Regions from separate parts of the Homo sapiens genome. Here regions 1 and 3 are each linked to region 2. Evidence: chromatin contacts called from ENCODE Hi-C or POLR2A ChIA-PET data. All regions are on one chromosome and are shown on one strand. The core of a region is the stretch at or near the end of the contact, and the rest is flanking DNA. Distances in the headings are between cores, read along the strand shown.

Region 1 (4,188 bases), core at 316-2,815, 1.2 Mb after region 2:
AGATTTTGTGCCTACACAGCTGGAAAACAATTTTTTTAATTGCCGCTGTGCTAATGGAATTCCTTCTACCTACTGTGAAATCATTTCTTTCCATTTTTCTGTCTCAGGATTTAGGGAACTGTTCTGTACGCCCTCCTCCCCAGGCAGCACTGCAGAGATTTTATAAATAACTTCTCACGTCTTTCTCATAGTTTTGAGTGACAATATGGATTAAGAATCCCACCTTGGTGAGGAAAAAGGATAGAGATCGCAGAAGGTGAGAGAAGGCGGGGTAGAAGCGAGGAAGAGTTGGGGCAGGTAACACTCTGGACCGAACCCTCGAAGGGACCTTAATGACTCAGCGGGGGCCAGGGCAGTGAGGCTGCAGTGAGCTATGATCGTGACGTCTAAAGGCGATAGAACGGGGGTTAAAATATAGCAGGACTAGGCTGTGATTTACAGAAGCAAAATGCATTTCCACGGGTGGGAACCAGCGAGGAACCCCCGAATTGCTCCAACGCTGAGGGTGGAGCCGGGAAAGCAGCGAGGAGAAAGTGGGAGGGGCCGTGGCTAAAGGGGCGGGGGTTAGGGGACGAGGCATGGCAGGGAACAACCTGAGGGGACTGGCCGGGGGCTGATGTCGGGGCCACAGTTCTCAGGACGGGACTAGGGGAAACCTAGGAAGCCTGGAACTGGGGTAGACATGGCGAGCAGCTTCTCACCCGGTTCTGCACCGTCTCCTCGGAGGCCGTCGAGAGTCGCGTCCGCCGCCGTAGGCAGATTGGTGGGGCGGGGGGCGGGGAGGACTGGCCCCTCCGCGCCGGAACTCCCGCCATGACAGAGGGCAGCTTCTCCCCTGCATCGTTCCGCGCATAGCCTCCGGACCCTACGGCCGCCATCGTCACGCCGGAGGCGGGCGACCGTTACATCCCCTAACCGCCGCTGCCGCCACCGCCACGACCCACTGGAACAGCGAACAGCCGCGGGAAAGCCGGCGCCACCGCCTATTGGACGCGACGGGCCCGGCCTAGCCAATCGCAGGGATGCCGGGCGGCGCTTAGAACCAATGGGGGCGAAGAGGCGGAGCGAGTGCCTGGCGGGGCGGGGCCACAGCCAGTGTACTGGATGCCTGATTAAGCGTCATGGGGTCTTTCATCCAGACTGCGTTTTCATTATTCGCTGAAACATACAGGTTTTAATTTTTACGAGGCTAAGGCCACGGCCGCCTCACCTCGGTTTTTGCCGCCACCTAGAGGAACTATGTGCGCCCCAACGGTTGCCCGGATGTAGGCGTAGGGTGGAGCCGTAAGAGATTGACTAGCCAGTTGATTTGGTTGGCGCAGGCTCAGAAACGCCGTGACGCCGCCCTTCCCCCCAACACGTGATGAAAGTCGGGGTGACGAAGGGCCGGCTTTGCGCAGGTGCACAGTACTCGCTATGGCCCATTCGTCACGTGACGAGGGCGGGACTGTGGCACTGTGGAGGGGCGCCTAGTAGGCAGGCGCTCTCAGCTCTCTCCCCGGTACGTGACGAGACTCCACGGACGTCACGTGAGGCAGGCGGCGAGCGCGGGTGGGGCGGGGTTAGGCGGCGCTCCGCGAGAACCAAAGTGCAGCCGCTGACCCGGCAAAACTCAGCGGGGGCTGGATAGCCATGCCCAAGTACTGCAGGGCGCCGAACTGCTCCAACACTGCGGGCCGCCTGGGTGCAGACAACCGCCCTGTGAGCTTCTACAAGTGAGCGCAGCGCGGGGCGGGGCTTGAGGGAGGCGGGACCCTGAGAGGGGTGGGGCCCGAGCATTAGTGCTGCTGTGCGGGGCTTCTGGTCTTGCTTGAGGGTGTTAGGAAGTGGGGTTAAACCATGAGGAGATGGCCTTCCTGGCAGTGTCCATTGCACATACAAAGGTGCAGGCGTGGGAAACAGGAGTAGACGATTGACTACAGATAGCGAGCGAAGCGAGCCGAAGAGTGAAAGGGATGTAAGAAGTGAAGTCGGTGCAGGCTGTTAGAGAGCCTGCAGATGCCCACTTGCCCTCCCCACGCATTTGAGCCATCTGAAACTCAGAGCATCCGAAACTGAGCTTGCGATCGTGTCTCCCCAAAACCTTCCAGTCTGTCTTATCTTAGTAGCGTGCTTCATTCTTCTTGTTGCTTAGGTTTAAAAAATGTCATCCTTACCTCTTTCGTCATACTTGGGAAAGTCAGAATTAGCTTCGACTGTAAAAGATCTGTCTCCTTATTTATCTGGCTGACATAAGCCAGTTGGTGGAAGAATTACTAGGAAAAAACATTTCTTTGCTTTTTTTTTTTTTTTTTTTTGAGACAAGATCGCTTTGTCGCCCAGGCTGGAATGCAGTGGAACGATCACAGCTCACTGCAACCTCGACCTCCCGGGCTCAAGTGATCCTCCCACCTCACCCTACCAAGTAGCTGGGACCAGAGGCACGCGCCACCATGCCTGGATAATTTAAATTTTTTTTTTTTTTTTTTTTTTTTTTTTTTTTTGCCAGGCTTGGTGGCTCACGCCTGTAATCCCAGCACTTTGGGAGGCCGAGGCGGGCAGATCACCTGAGGTCAGGAGTTCGAGACCAGCCTGGCCAACATGGTGAAACCCCGTGTCTACTAAAAATACAAAAATTAGATGGGCGTGGTGGCTCATGCGTGTAATTCCAGCTACTCCGTGGGCTGAGGCAGGAGAATCGCATGAATCCAGAAGGCAGAGGTTGCAGTGAGCCAAGATGAGGCCACTGCAATCCAGCGTGGGCAACAAGAGTGAGACTCCGTCTCAAAAAAAAAAATTTTGTTTTTAAAGAGAGAGATGGGATCACCCTATGTTGTCCAGTCTAGTCTCAAACTCCTGGGCACAAGCAGTCCTCCTGCCTCGGCCTCCCAAAGTGCTTGGATTACAGGCGTGAGCCACTGCACCCAGCCAGGAAAAAATATTTCTCTTGGACATACTGCAGATGTAAAGTGGCAGAATTCCCATCCTTTGAGTGTCTACTGCTTTCTTAGTAGGAAACTTTGGTTGTCTAAAGTCAGAGATGATCACAAACTTTGCTGTTTGAAATCACATCAAGTAAGAATGAAACATCTCACTTTTGCTTGGAGGAGCTAAGTCACTTTGACACAGAAAAGCAGTCCCTATTTACAATCCAGGTTTGGAGCTTCAGATAAGGACACAATATTCTACATCTATGTAAACTTTATTGCATCTGAGAAGACAAACCCTGGGCCCACTTCACCATCCGGACCTGATATTGATCCCTTTACACACAGTTCTGATTTGCTTTGAGGCAATCTGAACACTGCTTAGTTTACATTTCACCTAAAAAATAACTCTGTTTGTTGAGACTCCCTCACAAAACAAAGGCCCATAGGGCCTATGGCAGTGGTCCCCAACCCTTATGGCACCAGGGACTGGTTTTGTGGAAGACAGTTTTTCCACGGATGGGATAGGGTTGGGGGAATGGTTTTGGGATGAAACGCTTCAGATCATCAGGCATTAGATTCTCATAAAAAGCGGGCAACTGGCCAGGCACAGTGGCTCATGCCTGTAATCCCAGCACTTTGGGAGGCCAAGGCGGGCAGATCACGAGGTCAGGAGATCGAGACCATCCTGGCCAACATGGCGAAACCTTGTCTCTACTAAAAATACAAAAATTAGCTAGGTGTGGTGGCACATGCCTGTAATCCCAGCTACTTGGGAGGCTGAGGCAGGAGGATCACTTGAACCCAGGAGGCAGAGGTTGCAGTGAGCCGAGATTGCGCCACTGCACTCCAGCCTGGCGACAGAGTGAGACTTCATCTAAAAAAAAAACCAAAAAACCCAAAAAACAAACAAACAAAAAAAAAATGGAGGGCAACCTAGATCTCTCACATGCACAGTTCAGAATAGGATTCACACTCTTGTGAGAATCTAATGCTGCTGCTGCTCTGACAGGAGGCGGAACTCAGGTGGTAATGCGAGCAGTGGGGAGTGGCTGTAAATACAGATGAAGCTTCTCTCACTCGCTCACCTGCCTGCCACTCACCTCCTGCTGTGTGGCCCTATTCCTAACAGGCCATAGACTGGTACCCGTCTGTAGCCTGGGAGTTGGGGACCCCTGGCCTATGGTATCTCTAGTGTGCAGACTCTCCCATTGCCATTGTAAATAAATCTGACAGTGCTGGACTACAGGTTTGTCCCTGGTGGTCTTAGCCTAAGTGGGCT
Region 2 (4,708 bases), core at 591-3,090:
TCAGCCTCCCAAGTAGCTGGTACTACAGGCGCACGCCACCACACCCAGCTAATTTTTGTATTTTTAGTAGAGGCAGGGTTTCACCATGTTGGCTAGGATGGTCTCGATCTCTTGACCTCATGATCCACCTGCCTCGGCCTCCCAATGCGTTGGGATTACAGGCATGAGCCACTGCGCCCAGCTGGGATTGCTTTTGAGCCTGGGCAGTCAAGGTTGCAGTGAGCCATGATTGTGCCATTACACTCCAGCCTGGGTGACAGAGTGAGACTCTGTCTCAAAAAAAAAAAAAAAAAAAAAGCAAGATTTTCTTCAGGTGTTTTTAGTCACACGTTGGCCATATTAAAGACTGTTATTATTATTATTGTGCTGTTGTTGTTGTTGTTGTTGTTTTGAGATGGAGTTTTGCTCTTGTTGCCCAGGCTAGAGTGCAATGGCATGATCTCGGCTCACTGCAACCTCCGCCTTCTGGGTTCAAGCGATTCTCCTGCCTCAGCCCCCCAAGTAGCTGGGATTATAGGCACACACCACCATGCCCAGCTAATTTTGTATTTTTAGTAGAGACGGGGTTTCACCATGTTGGTCAGGCTGGTCTCGAACTCCCCACCTAAGGTGATGTGCCCGCCTCGGCCTCCCAAAGTGCTGGGATTACAGGCATGAACCACCACGACCAGCCAAGACTATTATTATTTTTATTGTTGCTGCTTACTATAGTTGTGCTTGAGTTAGCTAGGGTGGATGCTGATGGAGATTAAGGGGATTAAAATATCTATACCTCCCAAAGCCTTCTACCAGCCGTTTCAAAGGGGATGCTTAGACTTCTAACCCCTCTTCCATGGTATCTCCTAGAAGAGGATTGTACTAACCCAACTTCTACCCTATTTCCTAATGTGTTTTCAACTACTAAAAATTGTACCTCCCTTCCTGCAGGATACTACCTACTGTGACATAACTCCGTCTTGCCTAGTGGTTTCACCCAGGAGTGAACTCAGATCCCAGTCCACCCTTCTCCTGAGTGGTGTCTCCAAAAAATAGATTGTACCATCCTGATGCCTCCTCTTATCTCCCTTATTTCTCTCAGGATCCCTGGCTTCCTAGTTCCCCCATGGTTTCTCCTAGTAAATCGTTGTTTTCTGCAGTGTGCCGTAACCAAGGGGTAACTTAGGTATTGTAAATATAACAGCCGGAGGCGGTGGCTCACGCCTATAACCCCAGCATTTTGGGAGGCCGTGGTGGGTGGATCATTTGAGGTCAGGAGTTCGAGACCAGCGTGACCAGTAGAGACGTGAAACTGCGTCTCTACTAAAAATACAAAAAAATTAGCTGGGTGTGGTGGCGCTTGCCTGTAATCCCAGCTACTCGGGAGGCAGAGGCAGGAGAATCGCTTGAACCTGGGAGGCAGAGGTTGCAGTGAGCCGAGATGGCGCCACTGCACTCCAGCCTGGGCGACAGAACAAGACTCTGTCTCAAAACAAACAAACAAACAAAAAAAAACATAAAGCTCCAGATCCTATCTTCAGGAACTTCTTCTTGGGTACAAGCGTGGTCACACTGGTTACAGTCTTGCATTCTATGTGAAAATCCTTGCCTTACTCTAGTCAACACTCCAGGAGGCGGACTCCTCCACTGTACGGAATCGATACGCATCAAAGATGGCGACCCACACAAATAAACACCATAAGGGCGCGGTTATATTCTCTGCCCGTGAGCGCCGATTACGGAAACTGCACGATGTCTCTAAATATGTGTGTGCTCCCTGTTGACTGTGGGCTGAAATTGGCTTCCAAGTTAATTTAGAGCATGCGCAATATCAACAGTCCATAAGGGGAGGTGCTAGAAGTCGGACCGGAAGTGGAAGTGGTCCCCGAAGGCTATTTCGCCGCTGGCGTCAGGACTATTTTCACGTTTTAATGCCGAGAGGTCTCTGTGACGATTTTGGTTGGTTGCAATTAGGGATTCTGTGAAGTCAGTAATAGAGGAGTTGTCTGTGGAATTAGTGATGGTGGTTTCGGGGCATGGTGATGGGGGTCTGTGACGTCCGTTGATGGTTGTCTGTGACAGGGATTTCTCGGGTCATTGATGGGGCTCTTTGGGATGAGTGATTGGGGTTTGGGGGTCAGTGACGGGAGTCTGTGGTCAGTGACTGAGGGCCTGTAGGGTCAGCTATGGTGGTCGGTGAGGACTGTGATCAGCTTGCTTTCTGACCTGAGTTGAAAGTTCAGTTCTTTCCATTTCAGCCTGTAATATAAAGATTAACAAGTTTTGATGTGTAGCAGTTTCGTATTGTTCAAATCTAAGTGTTTAAAAATTTTTTTCAGTAATTGTTTTTCTTTGACCCATGAGCTGTTTAGAAGTGCACTTTATGGCCGGGCGCGGTGGCTCAAACCTGTAATCCCAGCACTTTGGGAGACCCAGGCGGGCGGATCATGAGGTCAGGAGATCGAGACCATCCTTGCTAACACGGTGAAACCCCGTCTCTACTAAAAATACAAAAAATTAGCCGGGCGTGGTGGCGGGCGCCTGTAGTCCCAGCTACTCTGGAGGCTGAGGCAGGAGAATGGCGTGAACCCGGGAGGCGGAGCTTGCGGTGAGCCCAGATCTTGCCACTGCACTCCAGCCTGGGCCACAGAGCACCAAAAAAAAAAAAAAAAAAAAGAAGTGCACTTTATGTTTCAATTAGTGTCTGTAGGTGATGCTTCAGTTGAACAATTGCTTTATGGCCTAGTTCTTCCTCATTTTTCATAAATGTCACATCTATTACATGAAAAGAGTGTAATATGTTCTCTAATTTGTATTGTTATGGATATTAATCATATGTTATATATATTATGTATCTCCTCACAGATTATTTTGTTGAGGAAGGTAAACTACTCACATTGGAAAAGTTATTTGTCCACCTGTCCTTTCTTCTGTTTCTGCTTTATATATTTAAAACTATATTATTGGGATCAGTTGAGTGTATTGCTAGATATGACTGACCGGGCCTGGTGGCTCACGCCTGTAATCCCAGCACTTTGGGTGGCCAAGGTGGGCAGATCACCTGAGGTCAGGAGTTCGAGACCAGCCTGGCCAACATGGAAAAACACCTCTAACCAAAAATACAAAAATTAGCTGGGTGTGGTGGTGGGTGCCTGTAATCCCAACTACTCGGGAGGCTGAGGCAGAAGAATCACTTGAACCTGGGAGGCGGAGGTCGCAGTGAGCCAAGATCATGCCATTGCACTCCAGCCGGGGCGACAAGAGTGAAACTCCATCTCAAAAAAATAAAAAAATAGATATGACTAAATAGCTCAAAAGACATTATAGCAATTCAAGCTTCAACCAATAATTTATAAAAGCAATTTGCCTAAATGCTTTCCAACAGTGGATGTTGTCACTTTTTTTTTTGAGACAGAGTCTTGCTCTGTCGCCCAGGCTGGAGTGCAATGCCGTGATCTCCGCTCATTGCAACCTCTGCTTCCCTGGTTCAAGCTATTCTCCTGTCTTAGCCTCTTGAGTAGCTGGGATTTCAAGTGCCCGCCACCACGCCTGGCTAATTTTTGTATTTTTAGTAGAGACAGCGTTTCGCCATGTTGGCCAGGCTGGTCTCGAACTCCTGGCCTCAAGTGATCCATTGTGCTTGGTCTGTTACTTTTTTAAAGCTTTTATGATTCTAAGGAAAATTTCTCTCTAATTGTTCTGACGCGTTTTTCTTTTAGTTAAGTTGGTATCTTTTTGTTAATTGCCATTTGCTTCCTTTTCTCTGAATTTTCATACCTTTTCCAGTTTCTTTTATTTTTTTTTTTGGCCTTTTTTGCTTAGTGATTGCTTAGAGTTAACATTACAAGCAAGCTATCATCACATATTGAAAAAATTTCTTATATATCTTTATGTCGAATTTTATGGTTTATTTAAACATATAATTAGGAAACATAATCAGAAATACCTGTTTTTTTCTGTTATAGCTTCTGGGTTTCCTGTCATGTGTAATAAGATCCTTATCACCCCACCACAATGCTATACAAATATATAGTCTGAAAATTATTTTAATATCCTTAGGGGTTTTAAAAAATGCATGTATTTAAATGTTTAGTGCTCCTGGAATTTGTCTACTTAATAGTGTGAGGTGGGTTGGGCGCGGTGGCTCACGCCTGTAATCCCAGCACTTTGGGAGGCCGAGGCAGGCGGATCACAAGGTCAGGAGATCAAGATCATCCCAGCCAACATGGTGAAACCCTGACTCTACTAAAAATACAAAAATTAGCTGGGCGTGGTGTCGCATGCCTGTAGTCCCAGCTACTTGGGAGGCTGAGGCAGTAGAATCACTTGAACTCTGGAGGTGGAGGTTGCAGTGAGATGAGGTTGTGTCACTGCACTCCAGCCTGGCCACAGAGCGAGACCCCATCTTAAAAGAAAAAAATATTGTGTGAGGTGGAGATCTAGTTTGTTTTATTCCAGATGCATGGCCAATTGCATGCACCAATTGGGGATATGTATACAATGAATGCCGTGTGCACACTCAATCGCATATCATTTTTATTTCATATATAGATCAACATTGTCTGATATGTTTATTATCTTACTTGTTTTGATGACATGGTTTTCTGTATTACGTTTTAATATAGTGCATGGTAATTGCTGATATTTATTGCGTGATTCTTGCATGGCAGGGAGGCATTGAGTACTTTAAAAGCATAATCTCATTTAATCTTAGTAACTGTGACACAGGCAT
Region 3 (4,461 bases), core at 1,288-3,787, 1.1 Mb before region 2:
ACCATCCTGGCTAACCCGGTGAAACCCCATCTCTACTAAAAATACAAAAAATTAGCCGGGCGTGGTGGCAGGCGCCTGTAGTCCCAGCTACTTGGGAGGCTGAGGCAGGAGAATGGTGTGAACCCAGGAGGCGGAGCTTGCAGTGAGCCGAGATCGCGCCACTGCAATCCAGCCTGGGCGGAGCGAGACTCCGTCTCAAAAACAAAACAAAACAAAAAAAACATGGAACAAAAAAGCTTACTTGAGCACCTACTAGGTGCTTGGTGGGTTACTGGGAACTGTACACAGACAGCCTTCTTGAATCCTTAAAGCCACCAGGGTTGGATGGTGCTACCACATATTGAGATGGGGGCCAGGCACGGTGGCTCACACCTGTAATCCCAGCACTTTGGGAGTCTGAGGCAGGTGGATCACATGAGGTCAGGAGTTTGAGACCAGCCTGGGCAACGTGGTGAAACCCTGTCTCTACCAAATACAAAAATTAGCCGGGCGTGGTGTCACATGCCTGTAGTTCCAGCTACTTGGGAGGCCGAGGCAGGAGCATCGCTTGAACACGGGAGGCGGAGGTTGCAGTGAGCCGAGATCGCGCCACTGCACTCCAGTCTGGGCAACAGCGCAAGACTCCGTCTCAAAAAAATAAAATAAATAAATAAATAAAAATGTTAGAGGTGGGAAAACCAAGGCTCATAGAATGAGCCTATCCGTGCTGCACCCACTCACCTTTTCCTCGCAGGAGTAGTTGATCTTCAGGTAGTAAGGGAAGCCCAGGTATTTCTGCAAAGAGAGGTTAGGCCACACGTCCAGAAATGAGTGGAGTGCGGGTTCAAAATCCCTCTGGTTCACTTGACCCTGGTCCCCTCACCTCGCTCGGGTCGATGGGTGAGTCCACCAGCATGTGAAACAAGCTGCTCACTGTGTCCACGGGCTCTTGCTCAAAGAAGCTGTCGCTCACACCACTCTCGCCTACCCTCTTAAACTCGTTCAGGACAACCTGCCAGGTGCATTCCTGGAAATCCTTGATCGCCCACAGCCTCCACGACGCCAGGAGCACTGCCAGCAGGGCCCACAGCACCTGCACGACTCGGACTCTGGGCCACGGAGGACCGGCAGGGAACATGGCTGGGCCGCACATAACGTGGCTAGAACCTGGAGAACGCAGGAGTCAACACCCACGCGCCGGACAGCTCTCTGGAGCCCACTTTTAAGATTCCACCTCGCTTCTGCGCCTCTCACAGCACTTGCTCCTGGCCACGCCCCGGCTCTTGCTCCTGGCCCCGCCCCTGCACTTGCTCTTGGTCCCGCCCCTGCTCTTGCTCCTGGCCCTGCCCCCGCACGGACTTTTAGCCCCGCCTCTGCTCTTGTTCCTGGCTCCGCCTCTGCACTTGCTCCTGGTCCCGCCCCTGCTCTTGCTCCTGGCCCTGCCCCCGACCCTCGTGGGTATCGCACCTCTGCTATTGCTCCGGGCCCCAGCCCTACTAATGTTTCTGGCCACACCCCTGCTCCTCCGCCTCGTTCCGCCCCGCCGCCTCCACGTCTCTTCCTTTAACTTTATCCTCACCTTGCTCCTTATTCCGCCCCCTCCCTGTATTCCACTCTTGCTCTTCACCTGGTCTTGGTTTCTATTTCTCGCTTTGACAGTCCCCCTCTTAAGTTCCCCCGTACTGCTTCTGCCTGCGATCGCACCCGTGTACTTCCACCCGGCTGTGCCCCAACCTCTTGCCCCACCCTCGCACTTCTCTTGGTATCGCCGCTTTCTCCTCGCTCGGGGTCTGCCCAGGGGCTGGGTACTGTACCTGGTCTCGCCCGTCTCCGGGCCCCGCCCCTGCTCTTGCTCCCGGCCCCGCCCCTGCTCTTGCTCCCGGCCGGGCCCCCGTTTCTCGCCCGGGGCTTGCTCCTCACTCTGCTTCCGCTCCTGACCGCGCCCCTACTCCTCCACTTGGTCTTTATGGACCCGTTCCTTCCCCGGGTTCTCGGCGATTGGTTCTTCCCGCGCGGGCCCGTCGCCCCGTCCCGCCCTCTGGTAACGCCCCTCCTCCTCGCCCTGCCCCTTCTCGATGAAAACTGTCTCTTCGCCTCGGGATCTTTCCTCGCCCTTCGTTGTTTCCTCGCCCCACACCTTCTCCTTCCACGCCGGCACCAGCTTCTTAGCCGGCACCTTCTTGAGTCTCACCTTCCCCTCGTACCGCGACACCTTCTTGCCCCACTTCTTACTCTTCCTTCCCATGCCATTAACACCTGCCTGCTCTATACCCCGACTCTCCTGCCCCGCCCCGCCCTTCGCCCTTCACGTTCGGCTCCCCCTTTCCCTCCTCTGCCAGCTCCCACGACTCTTCCCCTCTTTCCCTCCTCTCCCAGCTCCCACGACTCTTCCCCTCTTTCCCCTGCCTCTCCCCTTCTCGCCTTCCCCTTCCCCTCCCCTTCCTAGTTCCTCCCCGTCCCCGGCATCCCCCCGCCCCTGGATGGCACAGCTTTTTCCCCGGCCCCGTGGTACCAGTCACTTGGTTAAAACCGGTCAACTGTCACTCGGCCGCACCAGTCCCGCCCCTCTTGCCCGGTCTCAAAATGGCCGCCCACACTTCCACAGCCGACTTCCGCCTTTGCAGAGGCACGCCCTCCTCTCACGCGGTCTCCAAGGTGACGCGCAACCCCTAAGGCACCGAGGGCTGGAGGCTGTCTCAGCACTGAGGGCGCGGGGCCTGGTCGGCAGAGGGTGCTGGAGACTACGTTTGTGCCAGGAAGGCCTTCAAGGAGTTTCTATTGGTTGTTCTGGCAGCAAGCACGGTCCCTACTTGTGCTTCCTACCCAAATATATATATATATATATTTTTTTGAGACGGAGTTTCGCTCTTTCTCCCAGGCTGGAGTGTGAAGTGGCGCGATTTCGGCTCACTGAAACCTCCGCGCCCCTGCCCCGGATTCAAGCGATTCTCCTGCCTCAGCCTCCCGAGTAGCTGGGATTATAGGCTCCCGCCACCACGCCTGGCTAATTTATTTTTTGTATTTTTAGTAGAAACGGGGTTTCATCATGTTGGCCAGGCTGGTCTCGACTCCTGACCTCAGGCGAACCACCCGCCTCGGCCTCCCAAAGTGCTGGGATTACAGGCGTGAGCCACTGCGCCCGGCCCTACCCCAAAATTCTACTCCTTAAAAAAGTGTGGTTTCCTGGAGACCTTGTGAGAATGAATAGGCTGCTTAGCACCGTCCTCTACAAAACAGGACAAGGACAGCCATCCTATACTGTTGTGGGAAGTGTGCCCGGCTCAAGTAAAATATTCATTAAGTTAATTTTCATTTGCATTCTGATGCCTTACAGGTAAGGATTCAGGCCATGACTTTTTGATGAACTCCAGACCAGACGTTTAACCCAGTGGTTTTCAAATTTGAGCATGCATTAGACTCACCTAAAAGGCTGGGTAAGCCAGGTTGGTGGGTACCACACCCTGAGTTTTTGTTTTTGTTTTAAAGATGGAGTCTCTGGCTGGGCATAGTGGCTCATGCCTATAATCCCAGCACTTTGGAAAGCTGAGGCAGGCGGATCACTTGAGGTCTGAAGTTGGATACCAGCCTGGCCAACATGATAAAACCTTGTCTCTACCAAAAAATACAACAATTAGCCGGGCATGGCGGCGGGCACCTGTAATCCCAGCTACTCGGGAGGCTGAGGCAGGAGTTGCTTGAACCCAGGAGGCGGAGGTTGCAGTGAGCCGAGATCCCTCCACTGCACTCCAGCCTGGGCGACAGAATGAGACCCTGTCTCAAAAAAAAAAAAAAAAATTAAGCCAGATGTGGTGCTGCACACCTGTAATCCCAGTACTTTGGGAGGCTGAGGTAGGAGGATCGCTTGAGGCCAGCCTGGGCAATATGGTAAGACCCTGTTGCTAACAATTTTTTTAAATTAGCCCAGTGTGGTGGTCCATCCCTGTGACCCCAGCTACCTGGGAGGTTGAGGCAGGAAGACCACTTGAGCCCAGGAGTTTGAGGCTGCAGTGAGCTCTGAAATACACGGAAATGCAGTGAGCTGTGATCACACCACTGCATTTCAGCCTGGGCAAAAGAGCAACACCCTATCTCAGGTTAGCCTTGAATTTCAGGCCTCATGTGAGCCTCCCATCTCAGCCTCCTGAGTAACTACCTGGCTACTTCCAGAATTTTTCATTCAGTAGATCTGGAGTGGGGCCTGATAATTTGTATTTCTGGCAAGTTCCTAGGTGATGCTGATACTAGTGGTCTGGAGACCACACCTTGAGAACCAGTGCTCTAGAACCTTCCATGACCCTCTAGGCCCTCAGGAAAACTTCCAAACCCCTCGGTTTCCAGAGCCCCTCATACTCTCCTCCCTGTCATTCTATCTGGCTCATCTGCCCTCTCCCCCTTAGACCTCTGTGGTCCACAGTCTGGTCACATGGAGCGACTTGAATATCCTTGGTCAGGTGTGAGCCATGCATGCTCCAGACCTGTGCA

What was found. A loop is a pair of places that touch in the nucleus more often than their neighbours do. ChIA-PET counts read pairs that join two places held with the same protein, here RNA polymerase II (POLR2A). Pooled maps may share reads with other maps.
Region 1: a loop to region 2 is called in a map of CD8-positive, alpha-beta T cell, with 8 times the contacts of the local background. The contact joins the promoter of THAP8 here to the promoter of ZNF585B in region 2. A Hi-C loop is called at or near these places in 3 of 168 maps with a recorded cell type or tissue (CD8-positive, alpha-beta T cell, HepG2 and naive thymus-derived CD4-positive, alpha-beta T cell), 1 of 37 single-sample maps with no recorded cell type and 8 of 50 pooled maps. POLR2A ChIA-PET finds 5 or more read pairs at or near these places in 1 of 52 experiments (activated naive CD8-positive, alpha-beta T cell).
Region 3: a loop to region 2 is called in a map of B cell, with 11 times the contacts of the local background. The contact joins the promoter of CATSPERG here to the promoter of ZNF585B in region 2. A Hi-C loop is called at or near these places in 1 of 168 maps with a recorded cell type or tissue (B cell) and 8 of 50 pooled maps. POLR2A ChIA-PET finds 5 or more read pairs at or near these places in 1 of 52 experiments (activated CD4-positive, alpha-beta T cell).

The regions. Positions count from the first base shown.
Region 1 is chr19:36,051,662-36,055,849 of GRCh38, reverse strand. THAP8 (THAP domain containing 8) reads left to right here and starts at 1,565. Exons shown (of 4, transcript NM_152658.3): 1 at 1,565-1,715. The coding sequence starts at 1,633. WDR62 (WD repeat domain 62) reads right to left here and starts at 953. Exons shown (of 32, transcript NM_001083961.2): 1 at 702-953. The coding sequence starts at 878.
Region 2 is chr19:37,207,668-37,212,375 of GRCh38, reverse strand. ZNF585B (zinc finger protein 585B) reads left to right here and starts at 1,840. Exons shown (of 5, transcript NM_152279.4): 1 at 1,840-1,935.
Region 3 is chr19:38,333,906-38,338,366 of GRCh38, reverse strand. CATSPERG (catsper channel auxiliary subunit gamma) reads right to left here and starts at 2,537. Exons shown (of 29, transcript NM_021185.5): 1 at 2,492-2,537; 2 at 863-1,146; 3 at 721-774. The coding sequence starts at 1,132. RefSeq lists silencers at 1,750-1,919, 2,290-2,369 and enhancers at 2,490-2,699, 2,504-2,798.